3 separate regions of the Homo sapiens genome follow, and regions 1 and 3 are each linked to region 2. The links are chromatin loops, found by intact Hi-C in ENCODE. Cell type or tissue: psoas muscle. All regions are shown on one strand. Each heading gives the region's core, and the rest is flanking DNA. Links, peaks and the distances in the headings are about the cores only.

Region 1 (5,725 bases), core at 428-5,427, 180 kb after region 2:
ATTAAGAAATTGAGAAGAAAGAATGGGTAAGAAAATGCTGCTCTATAGGACTAAGGAGTTCCCTTTCTCTGTCCCTTTATTCTAACCACATTTTATTTAAGTCTCTATCACCTTCACCCCTGCCCCATCTATTAGGAAAGATGAGTCAGGAGGTAACTGCCCCTTAGGCCACCCATGTCAATGTCTAGCAGGTTCTTCCTGCTAGTCCTTCCTGATGCCTAACCACAGTGACTTCTGCTGTGCCCGAAGCCCACTCCCTCATGCACACTGCCCCTATAACTTATCTTCCCACCTCCTCAAGCTTAGAATCATAGATGAAGAAAATTGGGAGGGAAGAAAGGGAATGGAAATGAGAAAGCAAGCAAGCAAGAAGGACTGGCCAGGTGGTGGATGGAAGGAGTTAAGAGGATTGGAGACAGGGGTGAGCGGGGTTGCAGGGGAAGAATGGAGTAGAGTGAATGAAACGTACAGAACAGTCTCCCTGACTCTGCTCCGTGGTTATAGAAAGAAATAGGCCTGGTGAGAAGGGGGAAAAAAGAAGAGGAGAGACTAATGGGGAGATAGGCAGACAGCTGTTCACAGGAAAGGGAAATGAGTTTAGGTCTAAGAGAGAAATTCCCAATACAGATGCTGCCTTGGTGTTGCAGAGCCTGCTGTGGAAGAGACTTGGGACTTCAAGATGTTCCCCTGACTGACGTGGGCCATAGGAGTGTCTGCTCAGGGGTAACTTGACAAGATAAACTCACATGATGTGGAGTAAAGGATCAGGGAAATTATTAGCAATGTGGTTTTTTGGAAAGTAGTTGAAAAAGGATAAAGCATGAGAGCAAAGTAGTTGATAGAGACCATGATTTTGACTAAAGTCTCATCTTCTATCTCATCCCCTCATTCAAGGAACCCAGAGAGGATAATCTAACCCTCTTTCTTCCTCCAGCTCCCATCCTTTCCTCCTCTCCTACTGTTTTTGAACATAGTTCCTCGGGAAAATCTGTCATATTTGCCTGCACTAATGTCACCCTGGCACCAGAATCCACACTGGCCTGCACTGAGCCCTGTTCCATCTGCTTAAAAAGGGAACAAATAACAGGGCCACCCACTGAGGGATAGACTCCAAAGGACTTCCAGCCAAGAACTAAGATAGTAAGATAATAATAATCTAAGAGATTATTAACTCTGTGCCCTATCTAAATCTGGGATCCGTGGGTTCAGGAGTCAGCTTAACTATTCCACTCCCTCCATATATGTTCTTGTTTCACTCTTCCTTTCCTCTTTCAAGCAATGTTACTTTCTCTTCCACCTCATTTACCTTGCACCCACAGCATAAAGTTCCTGACCAGACCTAAAGCCAACTTCAGTGTATAATCTCAGGTTCTGGCCCAAGTGCAGATGGAAGAAGCTGTGCAACTGCTCTTCCATGCCTCATACTTTAGGTGATGTAAGTGATCCAGCTAAGACAAGAATTTAGCTGTTTGACTTCAAAGGCTATGGAGGTACCACTATTCTAAAGTCCGTGTCCATCTCTGATGATCAGAAGTCTGTCTTATGCACAACCTTAGCAGCTAGTAGGAATTGCAGTTCTTTCTCTTCTAAGTACCTCTTCAAAGCCAGCAATATGAGTCCTCTAAGTGCATGAGTGGAGCAAAGAGGTACGGTTTATCTTGAAGCAAAAGTATAATCTCTATCCTTGTTCAGGATGTTGCTTGCAGAGAGGCTGGTCTCAGCGGGGTGGGAGAAGGCTGAAGAGAGGTGAAGGCTACAACTTTAATTAGAGAAACTTGCATTAACTGAAGTAAGAACTTCTCAGCAGTCTGAGGTGTTCCTCAGCATGACCAAGGAGGTCAAGTCCTTTGTGAGAAGGGGAATGATTATTCCTGAGCTAACAACCGAAGTGTGTTATCCCAACAGGAAGCAGTGGTGGGGCATGTGATCAATACTCTACAAGAGACATGAACTCATGCCACCAACTTGTACCAGGAGGAGAGGGGCAGGAACGTGGTCAAAGCAAGACCCTGGCAATGAAAGGACTACCTGAGGCTGCTGGGGAATTGGCAGACCGCATGCTTCTCAAAGCCTTGGTTGCCTTTAGCCTTATATCAGGATCCGGGAATGACCAAGAGGGTCTCTAAAGTCACCCAGGGGACATCCTTCCTCTCCTCAAAACCCTAAAGGCCCTGACCTGCTCCCCCAAGAAGTACAGAGCCCAGAACCTACTGAGACTGAGATGGGAGGCTAAAAGGAAGTCTCTGTGACAGCAATTTGTGTCTCCTTTTGTCTGCCTCTGTCTCCATCTCTTCCCCCAGCTTCTCACATCCCCAGTCATTATTTCAGAGGCCTCTACCTTGATCTGTCTCCAAGTCTCCTGCAAGATCAAAGCTCTTAACACCTGTTTTGCTTGCTGGCTCCTAGGCTAGAGAAGAGGGGGCAGGGTCCATCCTGAGGCAAGGGGAGGGCCCTGACTGTGCCTCTTCCCAAGGCAGAAGGGAGGGTGCAAGGGTGGCCCAAGGTAGGAGCCAAACCTAAGGCTCAGTTGGAACAACGCCCCCTGGTGGGAAGGCTGTCATTCTTATTCAATTATTGATTTTATTATTACTGTTATTCAGGTTATACATTGAATTAACTCATAATTATAGTAGGGTAAATATATTACAGTGACAAGAAAGGCCTTTCATAATCTTCTTATCTAAAGAAGGAAGATTCCCTGTTAGTCTCTATAGCAAGAACCTGTTTATGTCCTTCAGGTATTTATCATAATCTGTAATCATTTAATTGCTTGTTTTCTTGCTTATTGACTGTTCCGCACTAGAAAAAGCTCTATATTTAAATGAAAAAAAGAATGGATGATGAATAAATAAGTTATAAGGGAATAAACCTACCAGAGGGATAAAAACTTCCCTATAATATGATATATATCATGTCCAGATCTTAATAACAATAGTATCTTCTTTCTTAGCATTTTGACGTTTATTTCCAGATTTTTCTATGAACAATTTTTTACATTGCTTAAATAACATACACTTAAAAATAAAAATAATATACACTTAAAAAAATACACCATCATATACATTTTATGCTATTATAAACTCACGTAAATAGCCTTTTTATGACAACATATTAGAGTTCAAGTTGGAGTGAGATCATCATGTATTAACAATAATATCTTATTTTATTTATTTACTTATTTATTTTTGAGACAGAGTCTCGCTCTGCCTCCAGGCAGAGGAGTGGCGCAATCTCGGCTCACTGCAACCTCCGACTCCCTGGTTCAAGCGATTCTCCTGCCTCAGCCTCCCAAGTAGCTGGGATTACAGGCACGTGTCACCACGCCCAGCTAATTTTTGTATTTTTATTAGAGACGGGATTTTTCACCATGTTGGCCAGGATGGTCTCGATCTCCTGACCTCATGATCCTCCTGCTTCGGCCTCCCAAAGTGCTGGGATTACAGGCGTGAGCCGTCACGCCCTGCCAACACTAATGTCTTTAAAATATCCATAATGCCCTTACTTCCACATCTCTACCCATGGCCTCTTACTTACAACTGTATACCACTCATTAAATTTATTTTTTTGTTGTTGTTTTTTGTTTTTTGAGATGGAATCTCGCTCTCTTGCCCAGGCTGGAGTGCAGTGGCGTGATCTCTGCTCACTGCAAGCTCCGCCTCCCGGGTTCACGCCATTCTCCTGCCTCAGCCTCCCGAGAAGCTGGGACTACAGGCGCCCACCACCATGCCCGACTAATTTTTTTGTATTTTTTTTTTTTTAGTAGAGTCGGGGTTTCACTGTGTTAGCCAGGATGGTCTCGATCTCCTGACCTCATGATCTGCCCACCTCGGCCTCCCAAAGTGCTGGGATTACAGGTGTGAGCCACCGCGCCCGGCCGCTTCATTAAATTTATTTAACAATTGTTTGCTCTATGTTAAACATTGTGTAGAGAATATAAAATATTCAGGACACAGTCCCTCTGCTCCAAAAGCTTATAGTTGAGTAAGGGAGAAACAGAAGACGCACAACTATAGCTGACAATCAGTCAAAGGAGGATAGGAGTTGAAAGTAAAGAAATTGCTTCCAGGTAGGGCTATCCAGGAAGGCTCGGACAGGGGGTAACATCTAAGCTAAGCCATGATGATTGTGTAGGATTTCAGCAGTCAGAAATTGGGAGGAAGGAATTCCAGGGAAAAGACAGCTAATGGGAAGGAATTCTTGATTTTGGGGATCATTTGATATGGAACTGCTATTTATTATTAGAAATGCAAAGAACAGTGAAATTCAAGATAAAACTGCAGAAGCTTGAGGTTTTAAAAAAGGATGACAAGAACCAGGACCTGGATCCCAGTTCAGGTTCCATTTGTCCCCACGTCTATTGTATCCAGTGTTATTTAAGGAATGCATATAAGGTTCAAACAGGACAGGGTGCCCATTGTGCTTCCTTCTATATGTCTCTCATCTTCCCTCTTCCCCCACTGAGTTCTTTATTAACAATGAAATGATTTCTTAATCTCATTACTGAGAAAAGCACAAAGCACAGAAAAGCATATGCTACACAAATTAAGCTGGGTAATTTGCATACCTAGGGAAAGGGAGAAACCCCTCCCCCTTCCTTCTCCAGAGTCAATTTTCCTCGATCTTCTGACACCATATGTCAATAAATATCTATATTTCCTCATGCCCTGGACAGGAGATGCTGTTAAATGTCAAATATAAAGTAAAGTTTGTCATAAAAATCCCTCATAAAAAAATCTCCCAACTACCAGCATTGAAAGATGGAGGAAGGGAATTCCTGTGTTGTGTTTGCCTCCTAATAATGTTCAGATCATCCAGCTTTTTGCTTCCAGGAGCATCACAGACAATCTTTTCTTAAAGTTTTCTACAAAAGCATGCAGGGGCTTTCAACTCCTCTTACCATCCTTGCTTCTGCAAAAGTTTGTTCTCATTCTTTTTGTTTTTTTTTAATAAAACAGAACCACTGTTTAAATAACCAGTTTCTCATAATCTCAACTGTAGATGTATTTGTACATTTTTTAATTCTCCTCTTTCTGACAAAGTATAGAGGCCCACTTAGAAGCAAAGAAATAAATAAAACGAATTATCTGAGCACCTTCTATCAAGGGGTTCTAGGAGAGTGATGGTAGATGTGGGTGGTACTCATACAAGGGCGACTGTGTGTTAGGCTAGAAAGTAAAGGACAGGAGAGGATTGCCTTGTGGCTGCTGTTTCTCTTTCTCTGCAAACCTCCTCTGATTATAGCAGATTTATAAGGGCCCCAAAGCAGCCCAGCATCTTAGCCATAAACTTCCCAGAAAGAAAACTCATTGAAGTTCCCTTGAGAGGTGATGAAAAATAAATATCAGGGTTTGGTACAAACACATCAGCCAAGATCAGGGGTGGAAGGCAGCCAGTTCCCTATAGCTGGTTTAACTCATTCAGGATTTGTACACACACATACACAACATACACAAAAAGTCTAACAAATATGTTGATGGACCTACGGAGATAAGCATACCTTACTCTTTAATGCCTATTTCCAGCCCAATGCAAACATGTGTCCACAAAGCATGTATACACACATGACTTTCAATGAGTTATTTTATACCTAGCCCCTCACCCTTTCCAAGCTACTGACTGCAGGGTGGGACACAGTGAAGGTGAATGAGAGAATGTCTGAATATAAGCTTGCATGTGTCACTAAGTGTGTCTCTTCTATATTCCAAAAAGCAAATAGAAATTGTTT
Region 2 (5,725 bases), core at 344-5,343:
AGGACTTCTTTCCCCACTGCCTGATTTCCCCAGAGAAGTGAATCCTTTCCCTTAAATCTCAGGGACTCTTACCCTTCCAACCCGCAGAGACACCGCCTGTTCACAAGAGTTTGAAGAAGTCCACTCTTTTCCTGGCCAGAGCTGGGTGTCAAGACTACCTTTCTGGAGTCCTTAGAGAGACTCCCGGAAGAGTATCTGAAGTTTCCCAAAGGTGAGGCAGCCCAGCTGCAAGCCAGTGTCCCAACTTTGTCTGGCTTGCTGTGCTGCCCCTGGCTAGGGAGTCAGATTAGTCATAAACGAGTGGTGAGCAGTGCGCCAGCCGCCCAGCCGGTGCCTGGCGAAGTCTGGGAAAAACCTTCTCTAATGTTGTGTTAAATATTTAGTATGAGAGAGTGGCCCTGGGTGAATATTTCATGCCTGCCTTTATTGTCAATCAATGTGAAGAAAGCTACATCCACTGTGGATTTTCAAATCCCAAACCCCAAAGAAAAGGATTGGAATGAGAGCCATGTATCTTCTATGTCAGGGCCCTTTGGCTTAGTGGCTCAGCCTCAGCTAGTGCGCTGAAAAGAAGCCTAGTGTAGGGGTCCAGGAAGAATATGGTGGGGGGGACTAGGTTTGGGGTTCTTATCCTTGGATGATTTTGAGGACTGTAAGGTGGGTGGTGGGGCCAGGTATGGGTCTCCAGAAGAGACTAACCAGACAGTGGAAAGGAGCGGTGGATGCTGTGGCATCAGGGGAGGCCCAGCGGCCACTCCCTAGTCAAAGCCCCCAGCCTCTGTCCCTGGGGCTGTGACCAGATCTTAGTGCCTCCTTCCTATTTCTCAGCCCTGTCCTGCCCTCCTACAAGTCTGTCAGCCTCCTGGATAGCTGTAGCCCAAGAAGTAGGCTCAGTCATTCTGCATCCCCAACCCCTTGCCTTCCATCCCTCTGAGCACCACAGGACACATGTGGGCATCTGAAAATCACTTTATTGAAAGGTTCTGGACTGGGTCCAAGGGGCCAAAAGCAACCAGCATGAGCTGAAAGCAACCTTGGATCCAAAGAGGAGCTGCCAGGGCACAATTTGTTTGGGAAGGAGGGGAAGAACCGAAGCCCCCAAGGGCTCAGCCCAATGCACACTCAGGGGAAAACAAAAAATAGCCCGAACTCTCTTTACATCCATAACCCTCAGTTAAAATTAGTTTCCACTTAAAGAAATTAGAATGGATTTGTCTTGATGAAACATGATAAGGTGCTGCGGCTCCCAAACCAGATAAGGAGGACACAAAAAATTGTAGCTTGTCTCCATATGTAACCCCTAAAATCCATTCCTCCTCAATGCTCCTGCCTCCTCAAACTTGCTCAGCATTTAAGTGACACCTGAGTGGAGTCTGCCTCCACCATGGGTCCCATTCTCAGGGTGGTTCTGGAATACTCAGGGATAGGTCTCAGGTGCCCCTCTACGCACTCAATGCTGGGCGCTACTCCTTTAGTTCTGGTCAGATCTTAAACTGAAGCAAAGAAGAACTAGATTGGGGCTTTGCTGAAGTGTGAGACTTCTGTTGGTAAGGGGCCATGAAAAGAAAAATCTGCTGTGTTTCCTTTTTCCTCTAGCCCTTTTTATAGAGTGAGATGGGGCCAGCATTTTTAATTATAGTGGTGGGGAACTATGGACTATGGCTTTTAATGGGGTTCACACTGACCTCATTAAACTCGAGTTTATTGAAGGCAAAATGCTGCCCAAACAGTGATAGGAACCAGCAAGAGGGAAGCGAGAGGTACCCCTATCCTTGCAGAGGTGTGGATGAGGGCTCGAGTCTCAGATCCCGCTTTCTCCACTTCCACCCAAGGCTCTGCTTCCTTCCCCCTCCTGGCCCTCCAGGGTGATGTGGGGCCCAATCCCCCAAGGCAGATTCAGCAAAGCCAGGACTGAGATGGGGGTAGGGGCTGTATCCTGTGAGGAGACAGCTGCTGGACTGAGCACTTGAATTTGACCACCAAAGTTTATTCCTGGGCCACCATAAAAGTGAGCCAGGCGGCAACAAGGAGCTGCTGGCGGCCCTATTTCCTTGAAACAAAAAAGAAATGCAAGAAAGAATGTCAAAGAGTTGATGTCTAGGAAACGCTGGGGTCTCCCAACAGAGACTTCTGGAAAGTAATATTCCTCCCCTTAAAAGTAAGGCATAAAGTTTAAAATGTTCTCTAGTGTTGATATGGCTTAGTTTTTCAACAAATCAAAAAACCTCTAGCAACTGTCAGTTGCTGCTACGGTCAAGGAAAGAAGGCCCTGGCCACTGAGGTCAGCTAGACATTTACTGGCAAAAATGCCCATGGTCTGGAGTAGCCTCCCTGCCCAGCCCTGGGTCCAGGCTACCTGGACGCTTCAGCTGAGATGTTTGCCCTAGGCTGCACCCTCTCAGCCTGTGGATTCTGGCCACAGCATCAATACCTCCCTGTACAGGAGCCATCCCTGGCCCCCAATCCCTTCCTTGTCAAGCCCGCTCCAGGTGGCTTATTTGTATCTTATCTGGTGGGTGCCTGTGACCCCTCCATCTGCTTTGAGTCCTGGCCTTCACCTGAAATTCTCTGCAGCAGGGCCATCCGGCCCTCCCCACTGGCTCTTGGTGTCCTCAGTCAGCGCCATCAGCCAGCCTGGCTGCTAGCAGGCGGCTGCGGTCTGGGCAGCTGTCCAGGTAGCTGGACCAAAGTTAAGGCAGACTCCAGCACCCTTCCCTCCAACACACGGACAACAGGGGCAGCTTAAGAAGGGGACAGTGTCTCCTAAATTCTACCCTGGGCGGCTCCCAGAGCAAACTCCCGCACACAGCGTTGGGGCCTCCTGTTAGCTTGTCTACCTCCTCCACTGCTCTGGGTTCTAGAGAGCAGATCGTGGTAGGGAAAGGAGCCCATCCCACAGACCATGAACTGGGGAGGAAAATGCTGAAAGAAGAAATGGGGCCCACATATGCTCCAGTGGGCTTGGATTGTAAATTCAGCCTGTGTGGAGTCAATAAAAAGATAAGCGGAGAGAGTCCCACACATGGACGCTCTCGTTTGTTCACAGGCTGGGCCAGCAAGGAGACTTCATTAGAAATTGGCTTTCACCTTCTTGCCTATATTTCTCTCCCTTACAGTAATATCACTGCCTGCAATAATCCCTTTAGTATGCTTTGGGATTTTCAGGTCAGTGGTTTATCTTGCACCCGGGACACCCCAGCCCCAGCCAGGGAACAAGAAGCGGGTGGGACTGCTAGTTCCTGGCTTCCACCTCTTCTCAGACTTGGCCATTGCCCCAAGCCTGAGTCCCCAAGTCAGGCCACCTAAGCTGGTGGACGCTGCTCAGAGGTTCCTGGGACCTATGGAGGAGGTAGTGGGGAGGGAGAAGGACAGCTCCTTTGCCCCCACAGGCCCCACCCAGCTTCCTCTGTGGAGAGATTGTCCCAGGATGCTAGCAACCCGACCCTATTTCTTCCCATAAAAGCCCTATTTTACGAGCCGGTTTCACTGGCCCCCTCACCAAATGCTCCAAAATGAAGGAAATGTCTTAAAAGCAGGCTGGAAATGGAGCCGCTGCTATTGGGCTTCAGTTTCCTAAGCCAGTTGTAGTGGCACAGAAAATACCTTTTCTGGGTGGGATTGCCCTGTTGGGCCACCCAGATCTCCCGCCTCACCACAGAGCAGAGGCGGGTTGGCCGGAGCCCTGATTCTCTGGCTTTAGCTCCTACATTAAGGCTCGGACCTAGTCCTCCTGATCAAAGTGAGCTCGCGGCATTTTTATGAGATCAACTTCAGCAACTCTTTATTAGCGATCAGATGCCTGGGTCGAAAATGCAAAAGGGAACAAACAGCTAATCAATCCAAAAGGAAAAAGAAAAGAGAGGGGTGGGAAGGCATGGGGTGAAAAACTTCAGGTGACACAAAGCAAAAAGATTCCAGTCACCAAAAACAAAAACAAAAAAAAATCTTTTGCCCCCAGCAAGAATCATTTGTTTGGGATCTGTTCCAGCCTCCAGGCCCTGCCTTCTGCCTGCACATTCTGCCCTGATTTCCGGAACCTGGAAGCCTAGGCAGGCAGTGGGGAACTCTGACTCGCCTGTGCTCTGGAGCTTGATCCGAAAGCTTCCACAGTGAGGACTGCTCCGTGGGGTGAGTGTTGTGGCCTATGCCTCCTTGCCCCAGCAAGGAAAGTGCCTTCTGCTCAGGATTTACAAGTCTCCCCCATTTTGCTGCTTTCCTTTCGGCGGGCTCAGTGGTTTTCTCCTCACTACAGTCAGAAGTTGAGTTACAGGAAGATTCGCCAGAGATTTATCGCCTGGCCCCAAACTTGGAGAGCCTCGTTGTCATAAACAGCCATCTATTGTCTAGACTTTTATCTCCGGGTATGGATCGTGCATTAGCGAGGCTCAGGAGACATGGGGCTGGCTCTGTGGGGTGTTTGTGCAGCCGGTGCCTGCCCGCAGGCCCCAGGGGTTTCTTTGGGTCATTTTATGAGAGTGCACACATTTGTGTACACTCTTGGAGCTGGGCAGGTACGCCTGAGTGTTCACGAGTGGAGGCCCAAGGTAGGGAAGTCTCTTTTTCTCTGTGTTGGGGAACATTCCGGTGCGTGTACTTGTGTGTTGGGTGAGAATTTGTCATGGTATGCTTTGTTTCTGGGGCATTTTAAGTGTTCCTGCCTGGGCTTTTTCAGGTTTTATTAACTTGCATCCGCCTGGCCTGTTTATATCCCTTCCAAGCAGATCATCTGGTGTTTTTCAATATTGGAGTGCATTGTGTGTATTTGGCTTCTCTCAGGAAATGGTTTTGGGTGATACCTTCCCAGGCTTACTCCCTCAGATACCCCCACCCACCCTGAATCACACCTCAGCCTCTGCTTTCACCAGGTTGTCTGGCCCTGCCCCACTCTCTGCAAGTCCCTAAATCTCCAAAGTGCCTGCCAATTTTATGTCACAGACATGAAGCACATTTTTGTAGGGTGAGGTCTGGCTATCTCTATCTTTCCCACACTAGGGGGAAGCGTCCAGCTCATAAACCACCTCACTAACTGGAGCTCCCCTTCCCAGACTGAGGGGACATAAGAAAGGGCCTCCCCAGTCCATTTCAACTGTTTAAAATACTATCCACCGAACTCTAGATACTGCCAAAGAGAGCCTGCTGTTCCCTCCCTGGGGCTTCCCGGCTACCCCTCCAGCCCGTTGAGCCCAGGCATTTTGTAACATAAGTGGCACTTTGCCCAGATTAAACGTCTATGGCAGAGACACTTATCACCTTAGATCTTGGGGTCAGAGCTGCTTTGAAAGCCAGGATCATTTAACATCACCAGAAATAATCAAATCCTCTTCCTTTGTTTTTTATGATGAAAACACAGGGTAAGAGAGCACCAGGCACTGAGGCCTGGGAGTTCCACAGACCAACACCCCTGCTCCTGGCGGCTCCCACCCGGGACTTAGACCCTCAGGTCCCTAATATCCCGGAGGTGCTCTCAATCAGAAAGGTAAAGTGGGAGGTGGGGGCAGATCCCAGAGGCCATTTTTCCAGTTGAGGAGGGTGGAGGTGACAACAATTAGAGGCTTTTGGAGCATCAGATTGAACCAGAATTCCCCATCATTGTTTTCTGTGCATCCTTCCCTTCCCTTGCCATTAGAATTTCAATTTAAAAAGCAATGATTAGGCCTTAAAATGTCTCCATGAGCCCAGAGGAGGCGAAAACGAGCTGTGAGGTCCAGGAAAAAGGTAAGTCCTC
Region 3 (5,725 bases), core at 428-5,427, 270 kb after region 2:
AAATGGAGGACATGAAACCTACCTCTCAGGTTGTTGTGAGGCATCAATGGGAAAGCACAATTAGTCGGGTGTGGTGGCATGCACCTGTGGATGCAGCTGCTCCAGGGACTGAGGCAGGAGGATTGCTTAAGCCCAGGAGGTCAAGGCTGCAGTGAGCCCTGATCCAGCCTGGGCAACAGAGTGAGACTCTATCTCAAATAAAATAAAATAAAATAAAATAAAATAAAATAAAATAAAATAAAATAAAATAAAATAAAATAAAATAAAATGGGAAAGCAGTAGACCAACAGGAAGGGGGTCCACTAATTTTTATTATCACTCTTAATGTCTTCCTAGCTACCACTTCCACTTCACCACCTTTACTTCTGCCTCCTCTTCCCCATCACCCTTTAACCTAGCCTATATGCCAACCAACCCCCACTCAAATAGGGGGCAATAAGATATGCAGGCAGGCTGTGCCCAACCTGGAATGAATGTTTCTATATGTTAGTGTCTTATCAGAAGACAGAGATGAGGCCAGGTGCGGTGGCTCATGCCTGTAATCCCAGCACTGTGGGAGGTCAAGGTGGGTGGATCACTTGAGGTCGGGAGTTCCAGACCAGCCTGGTCAACATGGTGAAACTCCGTCTCTACTAAAAATACACACATGGTGAAACCCCATCTCTACTAAAAATACACACACACACACACACACACACACACACACACACACATTAGTCGGGCATGGCGGCATGCATCTGTAATCCCAGCTACTCCAGGGGCTGAGGCAGGAGAATCGCTTGAACCTGGGAGACGGAGGTTGCAGTGAGCCGAGATTGCGCCACTGCACTCCAGACTGGGCGACAGAGCGAGACTCCATCTCAAAAAAAAAGAAGGAGGAGGAGGAGAAGAGGAAGAAGAAGAAGGAGAAGAAGAAGAAGATGAGGAGGAGGAGGAGGAAGAAGAAGAAGGAGAAGAAGAAGAAGAAGAAGAAGAAGAAGAAGAAGAAGAAGAAGAAGAAGAAGAAGAAGAAGAAGAAGAAGGAAGAAGAACAAGAACAAGAACAAGAACAAGAAGAACAAGAAGAACAAGAAGAAGAACAAGAAGAAGACAACAGAGATGAGGACAGGGGACTCCAACCATCCTCGGGCATCTGGAGGCAGTGTTTTACACATAGCCAACTGTCTCTAAGCTCATTCCTTGGCAGTAACTATTTTGATCTCCATTATTTGCATGGAGGGTGTAAATTAGCTCCTTGGAGTACTGGAGGGTCTGGTTGTAAATGACTGTGTAGAAAGAGTCCAGGATTTAGGGAATTAGGAGGGAGCAGGAGCTGGGGAATCAGGGTGGAGACTGGAGGCTTGAACTTATCCCGGAGCAAGGTCAAAGGGCCCTTTAGGGGATCGCAGAGACAGAAACCAAATGTCCGGGCTCCCAACTTCCTGCCAACCCAGTTTTCCAAACCCAAGGATTTGGGGTCTCCTCCCTCTTGCCCTCTCCTACACTGATGTCTCCAGCCCAAGGCACTCAGCCAGGAATTCTTGAATTTACTCCTATGTGGATAACCCTGAAGAGCTCTCAGTGTAGGTCAGCAAGTGAAGAGCCAGAGAAAGGAAGGGGTGTAACCCCCCACCACCCCACTGTGCTCAGATCTCCAAGCACCATTTGGGCAGGACCCCCTGCTCCCACACTTCAAGGGCAGGAGGAGCCGCAGAAGGAAGCTGAGGCCCTACGTCTGTTTCCAGCCTCTCACCCCCGATCTGCGTCTCAGGGAGGGTGAGGATTTGGCGTGAAGGGCACAGCGGCGTGGGGGGCGCGGATCTCTGGCCCCCATCTCCCCCCATCCCCAGCCCCGACTCAGGCTGCAGTCTCTCCTCGTTGTAGCAGCGCGAGAGCAAAGGGACGGGCAGTAAAGATGAGTGATGGCGCGGAGACAAGCAGAAATACACCATCATGAAAATGCTAATGACTCCTTGCTCTCTTTCTTTATGGTTGGAGTAATACAGACTTCAATCATAAAAACAATCTCCCAACATTTTAATGGGCTCCATCATGCCCGCACTTGTCGGTATATTTGAAGAATAAATCACCCTCCCCGCTCGGAATGAATTCGCTGTCAAACTCGGCTCCCTCGGAGAAAATGGATGGGGAGAGAGGATGGAGGGTTTTTTTGGGGGGGGGGTCCTCTCCCCCTCTAACTCCCTCCTAAACTGGATTGTTTTGCGAGATGCCTGGATCTTGAAATGGAGGAGGGTCGGTAGGGAATTGAGGAAGCTGAGCCAGAAGGGAGGGTTTTGGCAAACCCGGGGCGGGACGGAGGAACTTCACACGGAGAGAAGCTGCCCCTTAGGTGGACGTGGAAGAAAGGGGCTAGAACACTGGCGGCATTGGAGGGAAGGGGCAAAATCTTGACCTTGAACCTAGAGAATGCAAAGAAGATACAGAAAGCATGCAAATCCGCATTATTTCAGGTTATTTGGTCGGACTTCTTTCAGACTAGGCCTTAGGCAGGGCGCAGAGGGAAAAGGCAATATTCAAGAGATCTCCTTTGAGGAAGAGAAGGCAGGACAACAAGCAAGCCCAGGAGTTTCGGCTCCGACCTTGCAGGTTTCAGCGCACTAAGCCACAGGTCGGTACGGCTGAGAAGGGCCTGAGAGTCCCGGGTAATTCTTATTTCCATACAGGTGGCCGTCAGCCAATGAAAACTTGGGATAAGCATACTGCGAGTAGCCAATCCCAGTTAAGGATGAGCCGAACTGACAGGTTTAATTGCATCTTGATTGGTTGTGATGTTGCTAGGCAGAAATCGGGTCCTGGAGATTGATGCGGACAAGAGGGAAGAGACAGATGAATAGAAAAATATCTGGAAACCTAGAGTCCTGGATTGACATGTTTCTTCCTGAGCTCCTTCATTCTCAAAGGATTGATGGGGTCAGAGGAATGACTCTCCCTTTTCTCCTTCTCTTGAGTGGGACAGAGCCCAATAGTTATATGTGTTCCCCCAAAAGCCTTCCAAGAAGTCTGGCTATTTCGAGGGACTTCTAGTCCGAAAGCCCCCCGGGGGCGGGGAGGGTGGGTATTTCAACCTCACCCCAGGTCTTCCAGAAGACTATCTTCAAGCCTTCTGGCTGTAGTTTAAGACCAATTTTCTCTAACATGCTCAGGAAATAGAGAAATCTTGCTCCACACCCGTCCTTCATTCATATCGCATGACTCAAGGAGCAAGAGATTTCCCTACCTCCTGGCCTCTCCACCCAAGGGTGCCCTCCAGATCCAGCGAGGGGTCAAAATCCCAGACCCAAAGGTCTGTGTAGTGGCGTTCCCAAACTCGCTCATTCTGAGCCTTCGTTTGCACCTAATTTGCAGAGAGCATGTCCTCCCCTCCTAACCCCCAACCCCGACCAAACCCACCTGTCTCCCTGCAGCCCCAGCCCCTCTCCCGCCACCCGGCATCTGCGGTTCCTCTTCCTCTGCCCAACTCGCCCCACATCCGACCCCTCTGTGCAGCCCGCCCGCCCCCGCCCCAGCGCGCCCTCGCCTGCAGCCCCCTGCTGGAGACAGGGCCCGGAGCCTCCCGCGACTCCTGAGTCGGAGCCTCCCGCGACTCCTGAGTCACAGCCTCCCGGGAGGCCGCAGGGGCCGGTGTGGGCAGAGGCGGGGCCCGCCGCGGGAGCTGCGAGCTCGCGGTTCTGAGCTAGACCGTCCGCGAACAATATGCCACCATTTAAATCTGAACACGCGCCAGCCGCCGATGTGATGTTAATTCGGAGATGATTTAGGGGGGTGGTACGAAGTGGGGGGCTGGCCGCCTCTCTGTCAAAGTGCTGTCCGGGACCTTAATATTTGTAATTGAAGCTGATGAGGACTCCGTCTCTGTTTCCGCTGATAAAAAAAAAAAAAAAGGCAGGGAGGGAAAAAGAGCAACTAAATTATGGGGTAGGCAGAAAAACATGATTAATCAAAGGTTTGAACTGTCGCCGTGTTCGAGGCCCAGTAAATCTCGTCCGGCCGGGCCCTGCGGAGGCCGAAGGATAAATCTGAGCCGCCCAGTGTTTGCCGCCCCTTTCTGTTTGCCTCTGGGTTCGTACGTCAATTAATTCAATAATTGGATTTGAAGAGATGTCAGGAGATTATAGAAGGAGAGCCGGGAGGAGTGAGTGTGGAGGAAGGGGTCTGCGAGAGCCAGCGGGGTCAGGTGATGGAGGGACACGGAGAGCCGGGCCTGCCCAGGGAGCGCTTCATCCAGCTTGCCTTGGCTTGGGGTTTGCGAGGAGGAGATGCTGGGAAAGGTGGCTGACCTGTGCCTTATTCTCAGCGACGGTTCCCAACCCACCTCTCCAGGCACCGCTCTCATGGAGAAGCTTTCCCAAATTCTCCTCTCTCAATTCTGCCGACTCCTTTCCCAGTTCCGCTCTCCTTTTGAAGCTGATGAATGTCTCTGCGTGATTTCATTCGCAAGTGTTTATATGTTGGTTTGTGAAGAAGTGCATTGTTCCCTCTGGTTCACCCCATCTGACCTGGAGTTTTCCCCACATAGACTGAGGGTTCCCAGAAAGGCAAGGACCAAGACTTCTCTTGGAATCCCCATCCGCAAAGGTCAGAACAGGACTTTTTTTCCTCACCCCCCAACTTCCCCTCCCACTCACACTTAGAATTCTAACCTACAGTCAAAGCTACCTTCTGCTTAAGGAAAATACCTTTACAAAAACATGACATACACACACACACTGACCCCAAACATTTGGTCCCCTCAGCTGCAGCCTGACATAGAAGTAGATGCTTCAGAATTTCGGCCCTTCAGCAACCTCGGGTGAATCCACCAAAAGGATGGACCCATCTCCTAAAAGGGAAGTGATCTTGATTTGCTATTTGGGAGCATGGCAAGGTTAGGGGAGAGATGAAGTCTGCCTGCCACTGTGTGTGTGTGTGTGACAGACAGAAAGGGGTTAGTGGGGAGAGAGAGAGAGATGGTGGGTTTCCCTCCCTGGTCTCTATAGAATTTTATGCAGGAATGGAGAAAGTTAAAAAAAAAAAAAAAAAGCCTACAGGAGAACCATGTAAATGATTCTGAAAAATGACAAGATGAAATTGGAAGCCAGGGAAGGTGATGAGGGCAGAGAAAAAAATGACGTCCTGCCAGGCTGCCTGGTGGTAAAGAAGCCCTACAGAAGGACACCAGCAGGCACCTCAGTGGAGGCTGCAGCCAGTCTGCCCTAGGCGGAAATTCTGAAGCATCTACTTCTATGTCAGGCTGCAGCTGAGGGCCTGGGGACCAGCGGTTTGGGATCAGTGTGCATGTGTATGTAATATATTTGTATTTTCCTTATATATATGGTGAGAACAAAATACACAGCTACCCTAGACACACAGGCAAGGGAAACTAAAGAGGGAGAGCTGAGTCAAATAACAACATGAGGAGTATAGCAAACCAATTTTTATTTAAGCACAACAATTTTATTTTTAAATTTCATTTTTTTGAAATGGAGTCTCGCTCTGTCACCCAGGCTGGAGTGCAGTCCCGCAGTCCTGCAATCTCGGCTCACTGCAATCTCCACCTCCCGAGTTCAAGTGATTCTCCTGCTTCCACCTCCCGAGTAGCTGGGATTACAGGCGCCTGCCGCCACACCTGGCTAATTTTTGTATTTTTAGTAGAGACGGGGTTTCGCCATTTTGGCCAGGCTTGTCTCGAACTCCTGACTTCAAGTGATCCACCTGTCTCGGCCTCCCCAAGTGCTGGGACTACAGG

What was found. Peaks named below come from ENCODE experiments on the same cell type or tissue, not always from the same donor. Only the 100,000 strongest peaks of a DNase experiment are listed, where the experiment ranks them.
Region 1: a loop joins it to region 2, with 2.7 times the contacts of the local background. A loop is called at or near these places in 6 of 110 quality-filtered maps.
Region 3: it touches region 2 in a loop (3-fold over the local background); 2 of 110 quality-filtered maps call a loop at or near these places.

The regions. Positions count from the first base shown.
Region 1 is chr12:53,788,727-53,794,451 of GRCh38, reverse strand. All of the region lies in intron 1 of LOC105378250 (a long non-coding RNA gene), which reads right to left. Among named protein-coding and RNA genes, the nearest start is that of CISTR, 40 kb to the right of the region's middle. In psoas muscle, for the core only: a CTCF peak has its summit at 2,557 (motif pointing left); a DNase peak (open chromatin) is centred at 2,511; H3K27me3 peaks cover 1,813 bases.
Region 2 is chr12:53,967,020-53,972,744 of GRCh38, reverse strand. HOTAIR (HOX transcript antisense RNA) reads left to right here. Exons shown (of 7, transcript NR_186241.1): 2 at 3,989-4,128; 3 at 5,351-5,476. Among named protein-coding and RNA genes, the nearest start is that of HOXC11, 3.2 kb to the left of the region's middle. RefSeq lists an enhancer at 5,460-5,725. In psoas muscle, for the core only: no CTCF peak of the experiment used is centred there; a DNase peak (open chromatin) is centred at 2,664; H3K4me3 peaks cover 348 bases; H3K27me3 peaks cover 3,847 bases.
Region 3 is chr12:53,693,449-53,699,173 of GRCh38, reverse strand. No RefSeq gene overlaps it. Among named protein-coding and RNA genes, the nearest start is that of ATP5MC2, 20 kb to the right of the region's middle. In psoas muscle, for the core only: no CTCF peak of the experiment used is centred there; a DNase peak (open chromatin) is centred at 3,497; H3K4me3 peaks cover 1,826 bases; H3K27me3 peaks cover 4,004 bases.